Linked DNA regions of Mus musculus: region 1 is linked to region 2. The links are chromatin loops, found by intact Hi-C in ENCODE. Cell type or tissue: gastrocnemius. All regions are shown on one strand. Links, peaks and the distances in the headings refer to the core of each region. The heading gives the core; the rest is flanking DNA.

Region 1 (10,926 bases), core at 1,030-9,029, 150 kb before region 2:
GCCCTGCTCCTGAGCCATGCCGTTTCTCTCTCCAGTCTAGCCCTGATATCCCCCTCCTTGGACACCAAGAATACTGAGCCTGCTTCACTCTTATCCTCTTGGAGAATGTGCTGCTCAGACCCCAAGGCCTGTGCTCACATTGTGTTCTTGACTGAGCCTCTTGGTACTGATTCTTAGTCCACAGTGGCCGGTGTGTTGAGAGAACAGTATTTATTCATCTGCACTGTGGTTGTTTTTTTTTTTAAGATTTATTTATTATATGTAAATACACTGTAGCTGTCTTCAGACTCCCCAGAAGAGGGCATCAGATCTCATTACAGATGGTTGTGAGCCACCATGTGGTTACTGGGATTTGAACTCAAGACCTTTGGAAGAGCAGTCAGTGCTCTTAACTACTGAGCCATCTCCCGCCTGTGTTTTGTGTTGTTTAGTTTGGGTTTAGAGTTTAGGGTTATTGTTTTGTTTTGTTTTTGAGACGGGGCTTCATACAGCCCAGGCTAGACCCAAACTTTCCATGTAGCCAAGGATAACCTTGAACCTCCGATTCTCCCGTCTTCTCCTCTGAGATAATAGGGTAATTGTAAATATTTCTCTCCGGGCGTGTCTGTGCAGTGATGGAGAGCAAAGCATAGGCTTCGTGCATGCTAGGCAGGCACTCTCCCAACCAAGCTACGACCCCGTTTGTCACTGTGTTCTGCTCCCTCATGCTACTGAGCACCAGGACCCACTCCTGTATTTGGACAAGGCATGAGGGCATGTGCTCAAAAATGAGAGTGCCCCAAGGAAGACTTGCAGGGTCAGCTAGTGAGGGATGGGTTCAGGACTAATTTCCAGGTCGGCGGATACCTGACCAGGCAGCAGGGGCCAGAACAGCTTAAGATAGTAGGTTACTCTCTGACCACCATGAACAATGAGAGCGCAGGCCACAGTGTTCAGTCACCCCAGCTTAGAAAATACAGGGCTTGCTCAGGAGTGCTTCTCCACTCTCGGGGCCAGTTCAGGGCCTGGCTCCTGGCTAGCTTGTTTGTCCCCTGGCCTTTAATCCACTCTGTCCCATAAAACTGCTGGATTCCTCTCACTCCAGGTTCTGGAGTAGAGGCTAGGAAGATAATAATCAAATGTGTGATAAGTGTCATGAAAAATACGTAAAGAACAGGGTGGGTTGCTCCTTTATATTCCGAGAGGTGGGAAGGCTTTCCAAAGAGGCGACTTTCCAGAGAAACAGGAAGCAAGTCAGCACAGACCAGTGGAGGCAGACCCAGGGAAGAGGGTGCCACACGAGATTTTCTGCTGCTCTGGGGCACAGGTACAGTGTTTTACGGCTCTCACTGAGGAAGTAAGGGTGATCTAGAGTGGGCCTAGGGACCCTGGCAAGTCTCAATGCTGTCCATCACTCTGGACCCCTTGTGCTCCTCCCACATCACCCTGGCTGGCTAGAAGGCCTTTCTGAGTGTTCTCTGTAAGCCTGAGACTTACTGAGTAGAGGAGGTAGATAGATCCCTGAGGGCTCCTTGGGAAGAGCTCCCTGTATCAGCAACCCACTGCAGGGCTGGAGTGAGGAGGCTTGGTGAAGGCTCAGGGACGAGCCAGTGGGATAGATCGTTCTGTCTGGAGTGCATCTGGACTTTACCCAGTAAACCCTGGAGCCTGATGATGCTCACTTGTAGGGAAGGGAAGGTTTCAGCCAGGCAGGGATGTGCACAGGACTGGGAGGTGGGGCGGGGCACCTGGGCAGGCCTGGTCCTGGGCCCAGAGGAAGGGTGACCCAAGCCTGAATTCCGAAGTCCAGGTCAGTGGGACTCAGTTCAGCAGCTAGTTTGTCATGAGGTGCTGAGAACAAGGACAGAAGCAAGATTCCACCAAGGCCCTTCCAGCCTCATTAAAGTTGGAACCAGGCTGTCCCCAGTGAAGACAATGCCGAGGTCCTGACTGTTTCTATAGGGGGTCATGGGAAATCGGTATACTTGAAGAAGGGACTTAGAGTGAGCTTTCGATCGCACTAGCTGGCTTCTTCACTGCATAGCTGCTGGACTGTAGACCCACCCAGCTTACACAGCTAACACAGGGGTAGCCCCTGCATTGTTGGGAGAGGGTCACATCTGCCTGGCCCATTTCCATTATACAAGTGCTGTCATGAGCCTGGAGCCCCAGAGCTCACTGGGGCAAAGGTCGGCTGGGATAGTGAAGTGAAGACACTGCCACCTGCCTTGCCCTAGCTCTAAAGACCTCTTCTCTCTTTGCAGTGATGGGTCATTTCCTTATGACTCTGTCCCTTGGCAGCAGAACACCAATCAGCCTCCCGGCTCCCTCTCCGTGGTCACCACGGTGTGGGGAGTGACCAACACATCCCAGAGTCAGGTAAGAACTTGTCCCATCCTCTACCATGGTCCCTCCTAGGCACAAGTGTCTCTTATTCCTCCCAAGAGTGGGGAGGGGGGTTCTCCAGAGAACCGTGCCGTGACACTCTCCTCACTGAAGACAGTCTCAGGACATATCCAGCTGCAGACAGCATCACTCCGGAAAGGGTACACAGCTGTCTCAGTAGGGACACAGCTGGGTCCCTGAGGATCATCCCCCATTGTAGGGCCTTCTGGGATAGAAGAGGAAGGGTGTTTATGTGACAAGGCCATGAGTACTGTTCTGAGACCTTGTTCCCTCCAGTTGTGCAAACAAGAGCGTTACTGGGCGTTACTGACCTCAGGGTTCTAAGCTGGAAACCTTTGGCCCTGAATGGTCTGGATTAGGTTTTCCTAAGATGTCACCTCTCAGTAAAGGGTGCCTTAGCCTGACAAGCCCAGCTGTCTTCCCAGACATGCTATTCTTGTTTCCTCTTCTTTTCTCTCTCCTCACCTCCTTCCTAACAGAGGGCCCCCCTCTGCCGGACCTAGGCCAGGCCATCCTGGGGGGGAGCTGTCATGCTTCCCTGGGTCTTCATCCACAGACAACATCTGGGCCAAAGACACAGAGGTGTCTTTTTTAGAGCAGCAGCCCAGGGCGTCCACCAAGCCCTATTGTAGAGTTGGGACCGAGTAGGCTAATGTTTGCCAAAGACTTCGCTTGCCTCAGATCTATCTCTGCAGCCATGGGGACCACTTGGGCTGGCTTTGTGAGCCTTGGCCTCACTCCTTCCTGGCTGACATTCTCAGCCCACTCCCTTTGATCCCTTACGTGTTCTGGGGACTCTTCAAGCCACTCCCATGCTCCTCTGCTGTGTCTTCCCTGCCATGTTTCAGTCTTTGTCTTCTCTTTCTCCACGCTGCCTCAGGTACCGACCTTAATGACAGTCTCTCTCTCTCTCTCTCCCCCCCCCCCTCTCTCTCTCTCTTTCTCTCTGTTTGCAGGTCCTCGGGAACCCTATGGCCAATGCCAACAACCCTATGAATCCAGGTGGCAACCCCATGGCATCAGGCATGAGCACCAGCAACCCCGGCATCAACTCCCCACAGTTCGCAGGGCAACAGCAACAGTTCTCCACCAAAGCTGGCCCTGCACAGCCCTATATCCAGCCCAACATGTACGGCCGACCTGGCTACCCTGGTAGCGGGGGCTTTGGGGCCAGGTGAGTGACCAACCTGGATGGTGCCCTTCTACGGCAGCGTGTTAGCCCTGCCTTCCTACCTACATCCAGGAAGGACTCTTATTTGAATGCCAGTTCCACATAGCCTGGTCTAGGATATGAGGACAGTTCTGCCATGTGTCTTAGCAGATTGGCATCAACCTCCCAGGGGTAGAGGGGATACTTCCTCAGTTCCTTCTCAGCCATGTACCTTTATGCTAAGACAGTGGGGTGAGCAGGCAGGATTGGAGAGCAGTGGCAGTGAGCTCCATCTGTCCAAAACTCCTTAGAAAGCTCACTGACCTGAATGAAGAAGAAATGGAGGCTAGAGTCCCCAACCTCAGATCACAGTGAAGAAGGGACAGAAGCAGCCCAAGCCACCTTGAGCACACTCCGCCTAGCTCTCGAGGCAAAGTTGCTGGGTTTCTAGCCTCGCAGTTCAAAACAGGAGTCTCACACACCTCAATCCACATCTACAGCACACAGCACCATACAATTCTCAGGTCAATGTTTGCTTAGAAGGTAGTCTGTGGTGACCAAGGAAAAGCAGAGAAGCTATGGAAATGTCCTAGCCCCAGCAAAGATTCAAAAAGGAGTGGCCTTGTCATCACTAGTAGCAAGAATAGCCACCAATCTCAGAAGTCCCAGGTCCGCTGCTGGGCCTCACACCCACAAGCTAGGTGTCTGGAATTCATGCGTATAATCCTGTAGCCTTCCTCCTGGTACTGGGTACATCCCAGAGTCAGCTAATGAGTTCTCTCTGACTGCTCCCTGCTTCTCCTCCACAGTTACCCTGGGGGTCCTAGTGCCCCAGCAGGCATGGGCATCCCTCCACATACTCGGCCTCCTGCTGACTTCACCCAGCCAGCGGCCGCTGCTGCAGCAGCTGCAGTAGCAGCCGCCGCTGCCACAGCCACAGCCACAGCCACAGCTACAGTGGCAGCCTTGCAAGAGACACAGAACAAGGATATAAACCAGTATGGACCGGTAAGGGTTCCTGCCCGCTGGCCTGGCCTCACCCAGGCTGGGGAAATCTTGAGCGTTAATGCCACGGGTATCCTTGGAAGCCCCTTAAAAGAGTGTTGTGTGTGGGTATGGTAAAATGGTTGGGTGTGGTGGGGTTTGGGGGTATGCTATGCTCTCTGGGCTGGTAGCTCCCAGTGCATATGGGGGAAGAGGTACCCTATTGGTTTCGGAGTTCCTGCTTATCAGACAGTAGGTTGTGTGCCTAAAATGGCTTTGTGACTAGCTTGTCCCTAATCACCTCTGAGGCCACTATTGTCCCATCTGTGGATTTTACCCAGGCCTCATCGTAGATCCTCTGACCTTCAAAAGGATGGGGTGGGGTGTGAAAAGGGGAACCCCATAACCCTGCAAGGCAGAAACATGAAGGAAGGGTGCAGGGTGAGCAGGAGGAAGTGGGCTGGGTAAATCACACTTAGTGTATGGAGGGTGTGTCTCCATTGGCTACTGACCAAGGGCAAGGCCAGGGCTTTCAGGAAAGGGCTTCAGCCTCCATCCTCATCCGCCTCCTCTTCCTGTGTCCTCCCTGTGTCCCTCCCATCCCTACCCACTTCCATGTCCCCTGCCTGCCTCCCTGGGAATGCTGCCTGTGCCTTGGAGTGACTGCTCCCTGCCCTACCCAAACCCACCAGCTGCATTTTCCCATGAGACCTGCAGAGGGCAGTAGTGAGCCCTGGAGGACTGGGTCCTTTAAGAGCTCCTGGCTCTTAACTGCAGCCCTGTGGGAAAGTGCTGCTCCCCCTTTAGCCCCCTACCTTCCTTCCCTGCACTTTCAATGCATGTGGCATTTTATTCTTTTTTTTTTCTTCTTCTCCCATTGAAGGTGTGTTCCTCTTTCCAGATGGGTCCCACCCAGGCGTATAACAGCCAATTCATGAACCAACCCGGGCCTCGGGGGCCTGCCTCCATGGGGGGCAGCCTGAACCCTGCCGGCATGGCAGCTGGCATGACACCCTCGGGCATGAGCGGCCCTCCCATGGGCATGAACCAGCCCCGACCACCCGGCATCAGCCCCTTTGGCACACACGGGCAAAGGATGCCCCAGCAGACCTACCCAGGCCCCCGGCCCCAGTCCCTTCCTATTCAGAGCATAAAGAGGCCATACCCGGGAGAGGTAAGTGTGACTATGATGGGGGATGGGAGGAGAAGGAACATTGACAGAGGGACCATGGACCCAGGGACCTTGGAAAAGGCACAGTTAGGCCACTTAGAGAACTTGAACTAAAGGGCTTTGGAGGCTTAGCCCCTGACTAATATCATCTCTGTTGTGGAAAACACCAAACAAGTCACTACACCTGAGTGTGTATGACTTTAAATCAATGGTATTCACAATCCACACTGGCCCTTAGAATGCCCAGAGGACAGGGGGCCGTGACATTGTAAAATACCCTGCCTAGAGCAGGCAAGTGTAGAAGCAGAAACCATGGAGACCACTTAACCCTGTCCATACTCAGATACTAATGGATGACCCTGGATGAGGACCTCAGTGCAGGGAGCCACCTAGAGAGTGAGGGCTGCCACTAGTACACTAGTACAGGCTGTGTGTCAGGGAGGCCATCGGATGGCACACAGTATCCCTAGGGCTTACTTCCATCATATTGCTCTCCTGGGGATAGTGCCTTCTCTGGGGTCTCCTAGCAGAGGTGCCAGAGGAAACCATCCCAGCAGACGGTCCCAAGCACCGTGGAAGGTCAGGGGAAAAGGGAAGTCACCAGGTCTCAGTGACACTCAGAATACAACTGAGACCAAGATCCGTGCCCAGCTGATGCGCCCCCCTCGCTCCAGTGAAGTTTGTCTTTGGCACACCATGATGCCCCTTCCTGGGCATGGCACCTCAGCTCTTCATCTTCTCAGATCATGTCCTTCTGGCTGGTCAAGACTGTGGCCTTCAACTTGAGCTGAAGCAGATTTCTATCCCACGAAAGCATAAGCTCTCTGTCCCCACAGGTCCCTTCAGCCGCCACTCTCACAGAGGTTGGATGATGTCATAATTGGTATAGGTGCCCTAAGCCTGAGACTCAGGAATAGGCTATAGTGATTAGGCTTCCTGTACACCCAGGAGGCCAACTCAAGACCTGAGCCTCGACCTAGTGGGCACTAGGGAGAGAAACTCAAAGGCCTTTAGGCTCCTCCCAGCCCTGCCTGTCCTTGGTTTGGGGCCTTAAGCTGATGGCTTCACTCCCAGAACACAGTCACTAAACACCCTCTACCCTCAACCTCCTGAGAGATAGTTGGCTGCACTGGGCATGCATGTCTGAGCTTCAGGCTGCTCACCTGAGATGAGGCCGCAGAAGAATTGCATATTGAAAGCCCTACATTGAAGCCAAGCCCTCTGCTTTTACTAAAGGAGTTCTCCCCAGAGCATTGCTGCTTCCCAGCTGGTCCAGGTTATAAGATGCTGGGAGCTCTGGCTTCTACCTCATGGCAGTATGTTCATCCTATGTTAGAAGTGGTACAACCTAGCCAGGCATTGGTGGTATATGCCTTTAATCTCAGTACTTGGGAGGCAGAGGCAAACAGATCTATGAGTTCTAGGCTAGCCTGGTCTACCGAGCAAGTTCTGAGATAACCAGAGCTACACAGAGAAATCTTGTGTCAACAAAACAAAACAACAAAAAAGGTACATCCTTAATTCAGGCTTCAATCATGTTGTCTGGTCCCCTACCACACTCCTGTAGCCTGGTGAACATGCAGGTACCAGCCACTTCACACCACCGTGAGAACTCGCTGTGGCCCAGAGTAGCAGATGTCCCCCCACCGTACAGTCATTGAAAGTTCCTGAGCACAGTCCACTCTGATGAGCACTCTCAGGCACTTGGCGCACTCTCACCAACTAGATTTAAGCCTAGAGGATGAGACTCTCTGACAGGGAATATTCTTGAATAGACATCAAAGAACCATTGACTCTGGGACACCATGTTCTGGGTACCTAGGTGACAGGAAGCCCTAGATCATCCACTGTTCCAGCTAGGGAAGATGGAAGGAGGTGGCACTGTCTCCTTCCTCAGTGACTTCTCTAGGAGGGGCTCTCGTGCTCCCCACTCCTCATTGGCTAGTTCTCCCACAGCTGTATAGTTGACGCTGCTAAGAATGGAGCACTAGATAGATGTTTGCTCTGTATAGGATGTAGGGACAGTGCTATCCAGATCAGCCTCACTGCATGGCTTGTCAGCTCTTGGTAACAAATTCTGTGACCTGCATCTCCCTGACATATCGGGGTGCACACACAAACACTGGGAGAAACAAAGGAGTACTTTAAGATTGAACCCCTCAAAGACACAGCTGAGAAGCTCTGAGCATCCGTTGGGTTCCAAAAAAACAGTTTTATGGAGTGGTGGCATATGGCCTGGACCTGCAGCATGTAGTGTCCCTGGATGTCAAAGCAAGTGGAGGCTTTTAATATTCTCTGGCTCATTCTCTCCCTATGACAGGTAGAGAGGGCGTCTTGTGTGCAGGAGACCATAGAGCTAAGAAGAGAAGTTGGGGAGCTGGAGAGGTGGCTCGGTGGTTATTGCTCTTGCAGAGGAGCCAGGATCAGTTCCCAGGATCCATATGATGGCTCATAATCATCCATAACTCTTGATTCCAGGATTCTGATACATTCTTCTGACCTTCACAGGCACTAGGCATGCACACAGTGCACATACAGATAATATATATGGGCCATAAAATCAATCTTTTAAAAAAAAAAAAAAAAAAAAGCTGGGCCCCAGACCTGGTATCTGAGTACATCACATCACCATGACAACCCCTGCCCTTTCTCCATTCCTACAGCCCAACTATGGAAACCAGCAATATGGACCAAACAGCCAGTTCCCCACCCAGCCAGGCCAGTACCCTACCCCTAACCCCCCAAGGCCACTCACATCTCCCAACTACCCTGGACAAAGGATGCCGAGCCAACCCAGCACCGGACAGTACCCACCCCCCACAGTCAACATGGGGCAGTATTACAAGGTGAGTTCCATCTTCAGGGCACCCACATAACTAACACACCTGCAACAGCTTTAGGAGTGGGGGGTGCAGTCCTGACTTTCTGTCAGTGCTCAACTGTGTCTGGGCTCAGAATAGCCTTCCTCTCCTTCATTCACAGTACATGAGACAATGATGGCAGAGGAGGCACAATTCTGAAAGACAAAGCTGACCACCACTGTAATCTTGAGCCTGTTCCCCCTGCACATGTTGTATGCTTGTTGCTTATAGAATGTCTCTGTCCCTGTCTCAATGGCTGCCCAGCAGCCCATGGAGGTGATGATCTCACCCTAGCTCATCCTTCCCATATTCACTCCTCATTTTTTGATTTTACAATACTGCTTTGATGAAGATCTCTGAGCCTTTAACCTTTTCCATTGCTGCAAAATGCATTCTCAGAAGGGAAAACCCCTCTTGAGTTTACCCTTCAGCGTGTTTGCCATCTTTGCTCAAGGGTGTTCATTTCAGCAATCCCCATCACTGCTGTGGAAAATGTCTACTAAATTGTTAACAGGAGCAAAGCTCGGGCCCCTCCACTTTCCACACTAGTCCTAGAGACCCCCGTCTTGGTGCCTTCTTCCCCAGAACCCTCGTGTCTCCAGCGGAGTCAGGCCGCGGGGCTGCTCTGCTTACTCCTCTGTCTCATTTCATTTCAACAGCCAGAACAGTTTAATGGACAGAACAACACCTTCTCCTCCGGAAGCAGCTACAGCAGCTACAGCCAAGGGAGCGTCAACAGGGTGAGGGCTTAGAAAGTCCAGCTGACCCTCAGCAGGCATCAGCAGGCTTACACATCCCTTACCTTCCCACCCCAGCACCTCTGCAAGGTTTTAGGGGTCCACGGGTGGGGGAGTGGCCATCTGCTGAGGCGTAGATACGCTCGGGACCTAGAGTCCACTGCTTCAATGTGTGACCAAGGACAAGCATGGGCACTACAGAAAACCAAAGACAGTGAGGAGAAAAGGGGCCCCAAACAGGGTCAAGGAATATGGACTAGAATCACAATTCAGGGAGGCCAGCTGCTCTTTCCTCCTGGTGTAGGTTAGACAAGTCCCTAGCACACTGGGCCTCTGTGTCCACTTTGACCCCTGGCTATAGGAAGCCACAAATGTACCTAACCCTGAGGGGGATTCAGCAGTGTGGGCTTTAATAAGGGGCAAGGTTCTTCCCAGTCCCCCCTGTCCTCCAGAAGAAGCCGGATCCTGCAGGAGAGCGTGAGTCCTCTGGTGACTCCCCTCCCGTGCTGGGAGGAGTAGCCCTTGGGTAGAACTTGGCACAGGTAGAGCATATGTCCACAGCCTGACCCATTACCTCTCAGAGTTCATAACCTATTTCTGATCTCTTTTTTTCCAGCCTCCCAGGCCGGTTCCTGTGGCGAATTACCCCCACTCACCTGTTCCAGGGAACCCCACTCCCCCCATGACGCCCGGGAGCAGCATACCTCCCTATCTGTCCCCCAGCCAAGATGTCAAACCACCTTTCCCACCTGATATCAAGCCAAATATGAGTGCTCTGCCACCACCCCCAGGTGAGGAGCCCATACCCCCTATTCTTCAGTTGACCTTGGGGACCCTCAGTGGGCAGGATCAGAGGGTTCAGAAGCTAGACTGAGGTGGGAGTTATGCAGAAAAGGCAGGAGGGCTGAGAACAAGGACTCCCCAATCCCAGTGATAGTTGGTGTGGGGGCTGGACCATAGGCCTCCTTATTCCCAGCCACCAGAAGAGCATGGATCTTCAGGTACTGAGAGGCCAGTGAGAGGAACGGGATTGCAGGGTGGGGTGAGCCAGCTGAGCTCGAGGAAGCCAGAGGCTCCCAGCCCGAGGTTGGGCACACCACACCTTCTGTGGCGTATGGCCCACATTTGTGTTGTCTGAGCATGCTTCCCAAAGTAGTGTCCCGTGGATGCGCGAGTCCCGCTTCAGCCCCAGCACCTGTGAGGCTGGGGTGCTTGCCACTCACATGCTCCTTGTCTTTGCCCAGCCAACCACAATGACGAGCTACGGCTCACATTCCCCGTGCGGGATGGCGTGGTTCTGGAGCCCTTCCGCCTGGAGCACAACCTTGCCGTCAGCAACCACGTGTTCCACCTGCGGCCCACGGTTCATCAGACGCTGATGTGGAGGTGAGGTGGCCTGCATGGTGACTTCCTACCCCGGGCTCTGGTCCTGCACAGGTGCTGGCAGCAGCTTCCTGTTGCCTTCTCAGCATCATTGACAGGGTCCTGGACTATGTAAAGCCCAGAGAATGTCCCAGGGAACTCACAGGAGAGGGACCAAGCATCAACAGCTGGAAACAGCTGTTACCCGAGTCCTAAGTATTGGCTGGACTTTCTGGAGGGTGAGGAGCCTAGCAGAGAGCCCTATGGGCTGGGAAG
Region 2 (10,926 bases), core at 1,549-9,548:
GAAGGAAGGAAGGAAGGAAGGAAGGAAGGAAGGAAGGAAGGAAGGAAGAAAAAACTGATAATTATCTGGGAGAAACGCAAACAAAAATATAGATATGCAAATCAGGGTGAAAAAGCTGAGACAGAGGGATGCCCATTCAGGGTCCAACATCTGAGTAGTCATAATTCCAGAAACTAGAGATCAGAGAGTACAACAGAAAAACAAAACCAAAATAACTCCAGAGCATCTCCTAGAACCACACACTGTGTTCCCAGGGCTGAGAGTCTGGCAAAGGCCCTGCATAATAGGTGAAAATAAATCCACGCCTAGAAGATGATGGGCGAAACGCTGGGGCGCATGGAACAAAAAGGAAGCCCTGAAGATTTCGGAGACACAGCCTGGCTATAAACAGAAGCAGCCATCAGCACACAAGCACTGGTAAGCTAAAAGGAAGTTCTGGAGCACAGGGTTTTAAAGGAAATCATCTCCCAAGCATTCTAGTCGAATAGAATTATACTCCATGTTCAGCTAAGCCATCGATCAAGTTCAAGGGTGGAAAAATAATCTTTAACTATTTGCCTCATTGATCGCTTAAAAAAAAAAAAAGAAAGAAAACCATTAGTAGGGGATATGTCCCACTGAAAATGAAGCTGTAGACAGAGAGTTGGGATGTAGAAAACAGGAGGCCAAACACAGGAGAGAAAGGGGACAAGAAGCGAAAGAGGATCCCGCGGCTGACTGTGCAGAGAGGGGGCCAGACGCCAGCTGGTGGGAGGGGAGGGACTACAGAGGGGAGGACTGGATTCCCAGATGCCGCTGGGAGAGAGCAGATTACACAATGTGTGTGTGGGGAGGGTGGGAGGGACGTCAAACCTCACCAAGCAATTCAAAACCCAACTAAACAAGATCATAACTACTAATTCCACAAGAAAAAAAAAATTCTGCTTGGGGGAGAAAAAGAGACTGTGGTGAAACTTATGTCTAAGCAGAGAATACTGTTTACTTAATCACCATAGATGTAAATCCTGTGACTCCCACCAGCATTAAGACACAGTCATAACGGGGGTCAAACACGGGAAGTGTGTGTGCATGTGTGCATTTGTGCGTGTGTGTGTGTGTGCGTGTGTGTGTGTGCTTGTAAGTGCATGTGTAAGAGACAGACAGAGGGACAGAGAGAGGATGAAGATGAAGGATCTCTATGAGAGTCCAGCCTTTCATCTCTCATGGTAAAAAAGTCAATTAGAGAGGTTTAAAATGGAAACTTCAATAGCATTGATGCAAGCAAGTTATTTCAGTGGAGATATAGAGACAATAACCAAAAGAATTGTTTTTAAAAGGTTTGAGAGTGGCTGCCTCCTGGCTGATGTAGGGGTGGGGCACAGGATAGGAAGCTAGGTTTGTTGTCATAAAATAATGGTCTGTCTGTTCCGTCTACGTACGTCCTTCTGTCTACCTCACTCTGTTCCCACCACAAAGCACGAACCACTGTCCATCCATGTCTGCCTCACTCCGTTCCCACCACAAAGCACGAACCACTGTCCATCCATGCTGCCGAGGTGAGGAGAGGCCCCAGGACTCAGAACCTTGACAGATAGCAAAGGCCTGCTCTATCATTCATTCCTCACGATCTCTACCCCTGCGGGCGGACGGACGGACGGCTCTCACCAGCTCATTGTTTTTCTTTTCAGTTAGTTCTCGGAGGAAGAAGGTCAGGTTTCTCTCTGAAAGTCTTCCTCCAGCCCTGCTGACTCCAAGACATAAGTCTTCCAGCCATTTAATTCGATCCAGATGGAAGGCTCCACTTGGCTCTTGAACATGCCTTGGGGAGTGCTGAGATTTGCAGATAAGCCTTGGGATGAGGGAGGAAAGCAAGGGTGGCAGAGTCCACCGGGCAGGCCTGGGAGAGTCCCACAGGGACCTAATGGAGTAGCCTCCTCCACCGCTGTCAGGCCCGTGGCCAGGATTTGGTCCTCAGGCCACCAACCCGGCAGCTTAGCATCCTCGGAAGTGCACACACTCCAGCCATTCCCTGGCCACATGCTGCCAAATGCCTGATGGCCCGGGCTTGGGTGACCGCATGAAGACTTCTCTTTGAGGAGTTCAGTCTGGCAAATGAGACAGTAAGCTGGATAGACAGATGGACAACCGAATATTGATGATTCGGTGAGACCACAAATCAACATACATCAGAAGCAGGCACAGAGATCAGAGGGAGGATGAAGAGGGACATAGTCTCGGAGTAGTTGACTTCAGGCTACGTCATTAAAAAAAATATGTTGATCTTCTAAGACTTTAAAAAGAGCCAGTGGATATTTTAAAAATATCCTTTTCTGAGCCAGAGGGCACAGAAAGGATATTTCGGGGTTCAGAGATGTTTAACTATAGGAAACAAGTGAGTGTTTAAATACTGGATGGAACTTGGATAGTCATCAGTATAGAGAGTTACCATATTTAAGTGAAAATAATAATTTTAAGTGTAATGTGCTTGACATTTAATCAGGTCTTTTTGGTATAACTGAGTTCAAAATAGTCTTGAGGAATAAAAAATTATTTGGACTACATGAGATGGTAGACTGAGCATATACAGCTGTGAAGAAAACAGAGAAAAATGTTTTTACATAAATGGTGTTCTGCAATGTAAACCTTGCATAAATTTGTTCCTTAAGAAACTAGATGAGGGGCTAGTGAGATGGCTCAGCAGTTAAAAGCACCGACTATTCCCTTAAAGACATAACGATGATGTCCTGACCTTCAGACTCATCTTCTGCACAGAGGAGAGCCTCATTCTTCCTACTGTGGAGATGGCTGCCCTTCACCATCCAGATGACACTGCTTGAAGATAGTGCCTACAGCTGCCCAAAGGTTCCAGGTTCCAGGCCTTGTGTGTGTGTGTGTGTGTGTGTGTGTGTGTGTGTGTGTGTGTAGCCTGAGGAGGTTCCTCTGAGTTCTGCAGGCACCTGCACACACACACACATACACACACACACACACACATACACACACACACACACACACACACACACACACACACACACACACAGAGAGAGAGAGAGAGAGAGAGAGAGAGAGAGAGATAATAGCTTCCAAAAATATAAAATATCAGTCTTCATATAACACAAAATGCTTAGAGAAGTCCATAACTAGTGATCAGCCTTGCAGTGTGGTTGTAACATGGTACTGGTTGGACCTGTACCACAACAGGTGTACACATATCTTAATCCCCAGACCCTGGCCCAAGGTTGCAAGCTGGTATGGTAAAGTTTTTATTTGCTTATGCAGAATTTTTTTTTAATGATGACAATATAACAAACTTTGCAAGGTTAAATTTATTAGAAAGTCTTTCCTTTTTCGTAATTTTTAAAATAGAATTATTTATTTATTTTATGTATATGAGTACACTGTTGCTGTCTTCAGACACACCAGAAGAGGGCATCTGATCCCATTACAGGTGATTGTGAGCCACCCACCATGTGGTTGCCTGGAATTAAACTTAGGACCTCTGGAAGAGCAGTCAGTGCTCTTAACTGCTGAGCCATCTCCCCAGTCCCCTTTTTCATAATTTCTGTTGCTTTTACATGTTTTAATAGTTAAATAAAACCACGTATCATTACTTTTTGTCTTAAAATCATTTGACTCAATGATAGATGGCTCCCATTCAAAGGCTCCAAGAACTACACTTGGTGAAACCTGTAGCACAGATGATAGATATATAAGCACATTAGCAAGTAAAAGTTTTAAGATGTGGGCCAGTGGTAAGATTCGCTAGGTTGAGCACAGACCCCATGACCTGAATTTCATTCTTGGATTTCATGATGGAAGGAGAGAACCAACACCCAAAAGTTGCCCTCTGACCTCCATGAGCATGCTCACACTCACACACACACTTCACATTCACACGCACATATCACACACACAATAATAGTAATAATAATGATAAAAAGTGAACATTTTAAACCATTAAAATAAAAAGTTAGGATCCTATTGTGCACTTCATCTGGATCAGATATTCAGCACATTTACAGGCTAACTTGGTCTATTTTCTATTTCTATAAAGGAACAGCAAACAATTGAATTTATAAAGTATAACGATTTGTCTGGCTAGCATTTTGGAGTCTAGGGAATCCAGAGCACAGTACTGGAGTCTGCTGGGGTACTTGTGATGAGTCCCAGCATGGCAGAGTGCATTGTGGTGAGGCAGCTCCCGTGCCAGCTTCTGCACTCTTCATTTTGACATATAAACTTGAATGCCATCCCGAGGCCTCCCCCTCGTGAGCTTTCCTAATCCTCACTACTTGCTAAATGTTCCAACTCTAAAATGCCACGAACATGTGACTGAAGCTTGAGTTTCTGACACATGAACTTTCAAAGGACGCATCCTAACTCTTGGAACCACTGTGCCGGCTGGGGGCAAGTAGAAATCCAGGTAGCCTCTGACTCGCTCCAGCAGGCTTTGATTCCCACTAAGCCCTGAAGTTCACTCTGGGCCCAGGGCAGCGGCAAGCAAGCCTGTATTCTACTCTGCCCAAGACAGTGCTAATGGTGTGTGTGTGGGGGGGGGGGTACCTGCTGGGAATTGAGCTACAGAGTGCGTTGGATTCTTAGGAGTTAAGGTGAGCTCCTCTTGTTCCTTAGAGGACTTCTTTGGAGACCTGGGACTTTTGCTGCACACAGAACCGAGAGAGCCAAGAGAGCAGACACTGTAACTGAGATGCCCGGAACTAGAACATCAAAAATCACCGAAAGTGGCATATTAAGGAGGGCTGTCTGATGCTAGAGCCCCAAGAAGACCCATGTTAGATGGGCCACTGAGATCTGGAGCTGAGGGGCGCCAGAGCCTGATAATGGGGGGACCATGAGGTCAGACCTAGAGGTGGTCACTCCATTACATGAGATGTAAGGTGCTAACATGAGGAAATAGCCTTGCTTGTTAAATAATTTGGGGAAATGCTAGGTTAATTGTCTGGTGCAGGCTTCTTTACTGCAGGATCCTTAACGGGATGATGGGAGCCAGAGACAGCTAGAAATCACCTGCTTTCCCAAGTGACAGGCCTTTTATTTGCCGCACATATGAGAAAATGGGTGGAAAGGTACCGAGGACTGAGATCATGGACAACCTTGAATCTGGGATTGCCAGGCTATCCTTTCATGAGACACACAAGCTCTGAGTATTAAATACACGGATTTCTTTGCAAGAGCCCACACCCTGGGAGGTAAGGCATTCGGATGAGACAGTTCTAGGGAACAGAAGCGGAAGCCGCAGTTGCAACAGCACTTTTGGAAAGGAGCCTCCTGGAAGACGGAGAGAGTTGAGCTGAGAGCCCAGAACCCTGTCACCCCTTGCAGCACAAACGGACCTAGGGGAGAAGCTTGAAACCCTCATCAGCCCAGCGAGGCATCCCGGGCACAGTCGCTGGTCCTCCCCTACTGTCCAAAACCGGTACTGCAGACCAACCTCGGCGAGCTGCAGCGAGTTTGTGAGGAGTAAGTAGGCTAGGCTAGGCTTCCTTAAGTCCCGCCCTTCCTCTGTGCTTCTGTGCCCCCCCCCCCTTTTGGCCCACACCACATCTCTTGATGTCTCCCAAATGGACCATTCAAATTTATGGGAAGGGTCTGAGTATGGACAGTTTTATATCAGAAATTAAAGAGCCCACATTTGCAAGCAGAAAAGTCTGCCGAGTGACAAGAAACAGATAGTAGTGATGTGTTAGATAGGAGCGGAGCAGGGAAACCTCTCATCCGAATCTGCCACAGATATAGCAGTCGGCTGCACACAAAAAGCTCTTACATAAAGGCTCCATTTATATGGGGAAAAAAAAAAAACCACAGAGGTCTATGTTGGATCAGTGACTGTCAGGGAAGACCTGAAGATAAGATAAACAAGGTAGCTGCTTCGCAGGCGTCTAGACCATGGGAAGAGAAGAACATCTGGAGATAGGAGTGGATAAGAAATCAGAAGCTTCACAGAGAAGGTTCCAACCTCACCAACCCATGGGGCAGAAGTGCAGAAAAATTAGTGTTCTTGGCCAGAATGCAGTTTTTTCCTTGCCTTGCCCTGGCTGCTGACTATAATGTCTTAGGGATGTGAGATGCTGAAGAAAGGATGCAGTCAAGGATTCTGGGAGGGGCAAGGTCATGGGATCTGGGGTAGAAATAGAAACAACAAGAAACACAATGGATTTGGGGAGGATTTGCCAGGTGTAGAGGATGGTACGGGCATTTTTTAAAAATAGTATCTCATTTAGTCTCCACAGCAATCTACTGGATGTCTCATTCCCACATTGTGGAGAAGAGGTGAGAGCCAAGAGCTGGTAAATAGTCTGCACATAGCAATGGCCATTAAGAAAGAACAGGGGGCCTGGAGAGATGGCTCAGCAGTTAAGAGCACTGACTGGCCTTCCAGAGGTCCTGAGTTCAATTCGCAGCAACCACATGGTGGCTCACAACCATCTGTAATGGGTTCCGATGCCCTCTTCTGGTGTGTCTGAAGACAGCGATAGTGTACTTACATACATAAAATAAATAACAAATCTTTTAAAAAAAAAGAAAGAAAGAAAGAAAGAAAGAAAGAAAGAAAGAAAGAAAGAAAGAGAGAGAGAGAGAGAGGGAGGGAGGAAGGAAGGAAGGAAGGAAGGAAGGAAGGAAGGAAGGAAGGAAGAAAAGAAAGAAGGAAAGAAAAAAGAAAGAAAGAGGGAAGAATAGGGACTGGACATAACTACTTCTGGCTGTAAAGCCCTCATCCCAACTTCCGCTGACCATGAAGAACCTTCTAGTACTTTCCCGTGGTGCATCTACCAACTGCCGTTGACAGACGCTGCTTTCCGGGAAGATCATGCTGAAATGTGCCTCCCCCCACATCCTTTCCTGTTGCCCCTTTGGCTCTATGGTAGTCATTGTTGTTATCCATGAGACATTCCTGTCTGCTTCTGAGCAGTGGCAGGATAGGGTGCATGTATGCTTATGTTCAGCATCAAGTTAGATATTTCCCTGGCTGTGGTTTTGGTAAGTGGTAATATGGTCTGGGCACGATTGGGAGGTGGTGGGATCTTTAATAGGTGAGGCCAAGTTGGAAGTCCCATTGGCCTGAATGAAAATGCCCCCCGCCCCCCCCCACACACACACACACAGGGAGTGGTATTATTGGAGATGTGGCATTGTTGGGATGAGTGTGGCCTTCTTGGAGGAAGTGTATCACTAGGGTGGGCTTTGAGATCTCAGAAAATCAATGCAGGCCCAGTGTCATTCTCTCTTCTTGATGCCGGCCAATCCAGATGTAGAACACTCAGCTCCTTCTCCAGCACCACGTCTGCCTGTGTGCCACCATACTTCCCACCACGATGACAATGGACTAAGCTTCTGAAACTTTAAGCCAGTCCTAGTGAAACTTCCTTTATAAGAGTGGCTGTGGTCATGGTGTCTCTTCACAGCAATGAAAAACTTAACTAGGACAGGGTATGGCCTTGGAGAATATTGGGACCCTGGTCCTTTCTCCCAGCTAACATGGGATGAGTAGTATTCTCCTCTCCAACATACTTCTGCCATGGTACAACCTCAACATAGGCCCAAGCAATGATGCTAACCAACCACAGGCCAAAATAAAACTATTCTCTCAGTTATATCAGATGTTTTTCCAGTGAATAAAAGCTGGCTAATACACTGTGTGACTTCCTTTGGCCAGTAAAAACTAGGCTAAAGTTTTAAAAGCTAGTGTGCAGTTTTAGCTCTGCCAAAATATGGGGAGGACTGTCTGGATGAAGCTTGATTTGGCCTGAATCCATGAGCTAGCAGAATGCACAGCAGCCCCCTGCCCCCACCCTGTTCCCTGTGCTGACCTGTTTTGAATGAGTAGCAGGAACAGGAAACAAAGAGTTGTGGAAGCCAATGAAATGTGGGGATTGTTTGTTATTGTAGCAAAACTTAACCTATCCTGGCTGAACTGGGTCCCCATGCTGGTGAGTCTGTACTAGGCCATCAACAATCCGTCCTCCTCAAAGACTTCTCTAAGCCGAATTGCCTCTATTTTTCCAGCTGAGTTCTCTACTTGTGACCTTCTCAACTGATGCCAGATCCATGGGACAGATCATCCAGCCACCTTCACAAAGCCTCTTGTCTCAGCATGCCACCCAATGATGTAGTCAGGGTCACCAAAAGCTCTCAGTCAGCAAACAGGGCAACCTGCTACTGCCTTCTCATTCTTTGGGGTCCAAATGGGCTTCAAGATTCAGAAGTAGACTGCTTTTAACCTGGATTTTTATCCTGACACTTCCACTGGGTTACTCAAGGCAAGTTCCTTAACCCCTCTGAGCCAGTCTTCTAAGCTAAGGCAACAAGTGCTGGTAGCCTTGTGACAGTTTTGAGAATGAGGTAAGGGGCCCTCAGTGCCCCTGTGTCTGGTGAGCTACACAAGTGTTGTTGCTCTTCCTCTCCTCCTCATCCAAGTTCCTTGGGGCTCATAAGCAAGGGGAAGGGGGAGGGCCTTTCTGGACCGAGGCCAGACAGCTCCACTGCCATTGCTGGATTCTCTTAGTCTTAGGCTCTAAGACACAGCTGTCCCTTGGCTCCTTCACCTCCATGAACCTGGGAGATAGGGGAGCAGACTACAGATGTCCAGGGCACAGTGAAGGCTGCTGAGCTAATCCTGGGACTGCTGGGGAGGCTGGGCTAGGGCTCAGCAGGCTTTCTCCTGCCTGTGGCCGCCTGTGGCTGGGCTCAAATTTCCCAGGCCCCCAGCTCAGCTGTAGGCTTCCCCTCCCAACCCTTAACCCCCAACTCAACTTTCCTTTGTGCCCCCAACGGGAGTATCAGAGGCTGCAGGACAGGCCCAGGCAGGGGTCTGAGAAGAATCCAGAGGCTGTAGCCACTCAACCCAAGTCATTGTGAAGCCTGGGGTCTCAGATACCTGGGGTTCCGCAGGCCTTTCAGGCTTCAGGCCTCTCGGAATGCTACTCACTGGGTCAGAAACCTTGGGCCCAGCTTTACTTTGTGGCGTTCGGACAACTCCATGCTCCCTGAACTGGCTGTGCCTCCCAGGAAAGCTTCTACCCAGCATGGTGGGGCAAGACCTGGCTCTGGGGTGGGAGCCTCTTGGTGTAAGCAAAACTCCACCTGTAAGCTTTCTCAGATTCCCCTGGCCCACAGACTCCAAGTGTCCCTCTGGTCTGTCTCCTAAGGAACTGGCATCTGACTGTCCTTTCCTTGTTCCTAGCAGACTCCCACCCCAGAGGGGTGTGTGTGTGTATACATGCACACATGCATGCATGCATGTATGAGTGTGTTTGTCTGTGTGTGTATAAGTGTGTGCATGTGTGTATGAGTGTGTCTATACACACACATGCCCTTGTACTCATTACTGTGTCCTGAATACCAGTGACAGGAAAAACTTATTTTATTCTCTCCTTAACCACCTTGTTTCCCCACTTGACGAGTGAGAACCCGATAAGCCAAAAGACAAATCAAGAAACTTGAGTTATACAGGGAACTGGGGCAAATTTTAGTCAGAGCCGAGATGGGAACATCATCTCGGTGACCTTTGAGCCGGTAGTCTTTCTCCACTCACCAACTGCTCAGAAGCAGGTGGGCAGCTGTGCAATGCTCACCTGAACACTGAGCCCAGTGTGCACAGAGCCATTAGCCATGTTAGAAGACAGACAGACAGACAGAGAAGGCCAGTATGAATATGATATCTAGTACCAGGACATCTACCCACTGCCCTAGCTTTCCTCTGTTTTGTATGAACAAGTTTCCACATACAACATAAGACTGTGCTTATCTGGCTTCTCCCACCAAAGACGATGTTCCCAAGGTGCTCTTAGTTATGTGGTATATCCATACCATATTCCTGTTTAGGGGTATAAAACCATTATGCATATAGACTACATCATCCCCCCCAAAGTGTTTTTCCCCTGTATTTATTTATTTCCCTGGGGTGGGGGTGGGGGGAGAGGCATGCACGCCACAACCTGTGTATAGAGGTCAGACAATAACTTGTGGGAGTTGATTCTCTCCCTCCACCACATGGGTCCCAGGGATCAAACTCAGGGTGCCAGCCTGGGTGGCCAGCAACTTTACCCTCTGAGCCGTTTCACTAGCCCCAGGCCAGAGCTTGTTCCTGTGTGCACGCTGATAAACATTAGGGTTGTCCCTGTTAGAAAGTGAAAGTCTGAGAATCTAGAATATACTGCTGTTCAGCCTTTGAACAGAATCCCCTAAGCACAAAGTGTCGGCCTCTGGTGGGACCTGTGTAGGCAGCTGTCATGGCTGCCGTGGTGCTTACTGAAGCAGCTGTTTGGCAGTAGCCTTGAAGACTCCCTAAGCTGTCTTTTATTCTGCCTCCAAGGCCCAGGACAGAAGCAAAGGAAAGGGGAAGGCAGGGGGTGGGGGGAGCTGCCCCAGAAGCTTCTGGAAGCTCCTGACTGATGGTAGATAGACTCTGATGGTGAACAAAACCCAGTCATGCTCTAGGCTCTGAAGCCATCAGATGGACGGGCTTGTCTGGACGAGGAAACTGAGTCCCAAGAAACAGCAGTGGTTCACACAAGAAGCAGCAGAGTCAGGGAATCAAACCCTGGTACTTTGGTTCCAGCATGGATTCTCTTTTTCCTGAAATCAACTTGGGCCTGAGGTCAGCTCCAAGAGGCCGAATGTGGCTCCTTGGTGGCCTCATCAACCCTTCTACTCAAAGTAGACTTCCATCAGATATGTGGAGAGTGTGGGGGAAGGGCTGGCCCTGGGCCCTGGGCCCTGGGTTCCACCTGGGTGCCAAGAGCTGCTCCTGCAGGTCTTTCTGCCTCCCTCTCTTCATCTATAAAATGCTCACCTATGTCTCCCCCGCAGATATGAGATCATGCCTGTGAACAGAGCTTCCAGGCCGTGAGACTCTAAGCTGGAGAGAAATGAGCAGGTTGATCCTTTTGGCTCCTTGAGCCTAGTCAGATGACTCCAGCTCTTTCC

The links. Hi-C counts contacts between places; a loop is a spot of excess contacts. Peaks named below come from ENCODE experiments on the same cell type or tissue, not always from the same donor. Only the 100,000 strongest peaks of a DNase experiment are listed, where the experiment ranks them.
Region 1: a loop joins it to region 2, with 2.3 times the contacts of the local background. A loop is called at or near these places in 1 of 42 quality-filtered maps.

Annotation. Positions count from the first base shown.
Region 1 is chr14:25,641,315-25,652,240 of GRCm38, forward strand. It overlaps Zmiz1 (zinc finger, MIZ-type containing 1), which reads left to right. Exons shown (of 24, transcript NM_001310666.1): 8 at 2,244-2,358; 9 at 3,342-3,559; 10 at 4,345-4,543; 11 at 5,421-5,693; 12 at 8,354-8,536; 13 at 9,211-9,291; 14 at 9,905-10,079; 15 at 10,533-10,674. Gm52102 (a long non-coding RNA gene) reads right to left here. Exons shown (of 4, transcript XR_003951090.1): 4 at 10,671-10,926. Among named protein-coding and RNA genes, the nearest start is that of Gm52102, 14 kb to the right of the region's middle. In gastrocnemius, for the core only: a CTCF peak has its summit at 5,240 (motif pointing right); DNase peaks (open chromatin) are centred at 5,227 and 5,511; H3K27ac peaks cover 1,357 bases.
Region 2 is chr14:25,794,980-25,805,905 of GRCm38, forward strand. No RefSeq gene overlaps it. Among named protein-coding and RNA genes, the nearest start is that of Zcchc24, 31 kb to the left of the region's middle. In gastrocnemius, for the core only: CTCF peaks have their summits at 3,395 (motif pointing right) and 5,406; DNase peaks (open chromatin) are centred at 1,894, 5,402 and 7,805; H3K27ac peaks cover 4,626 bases.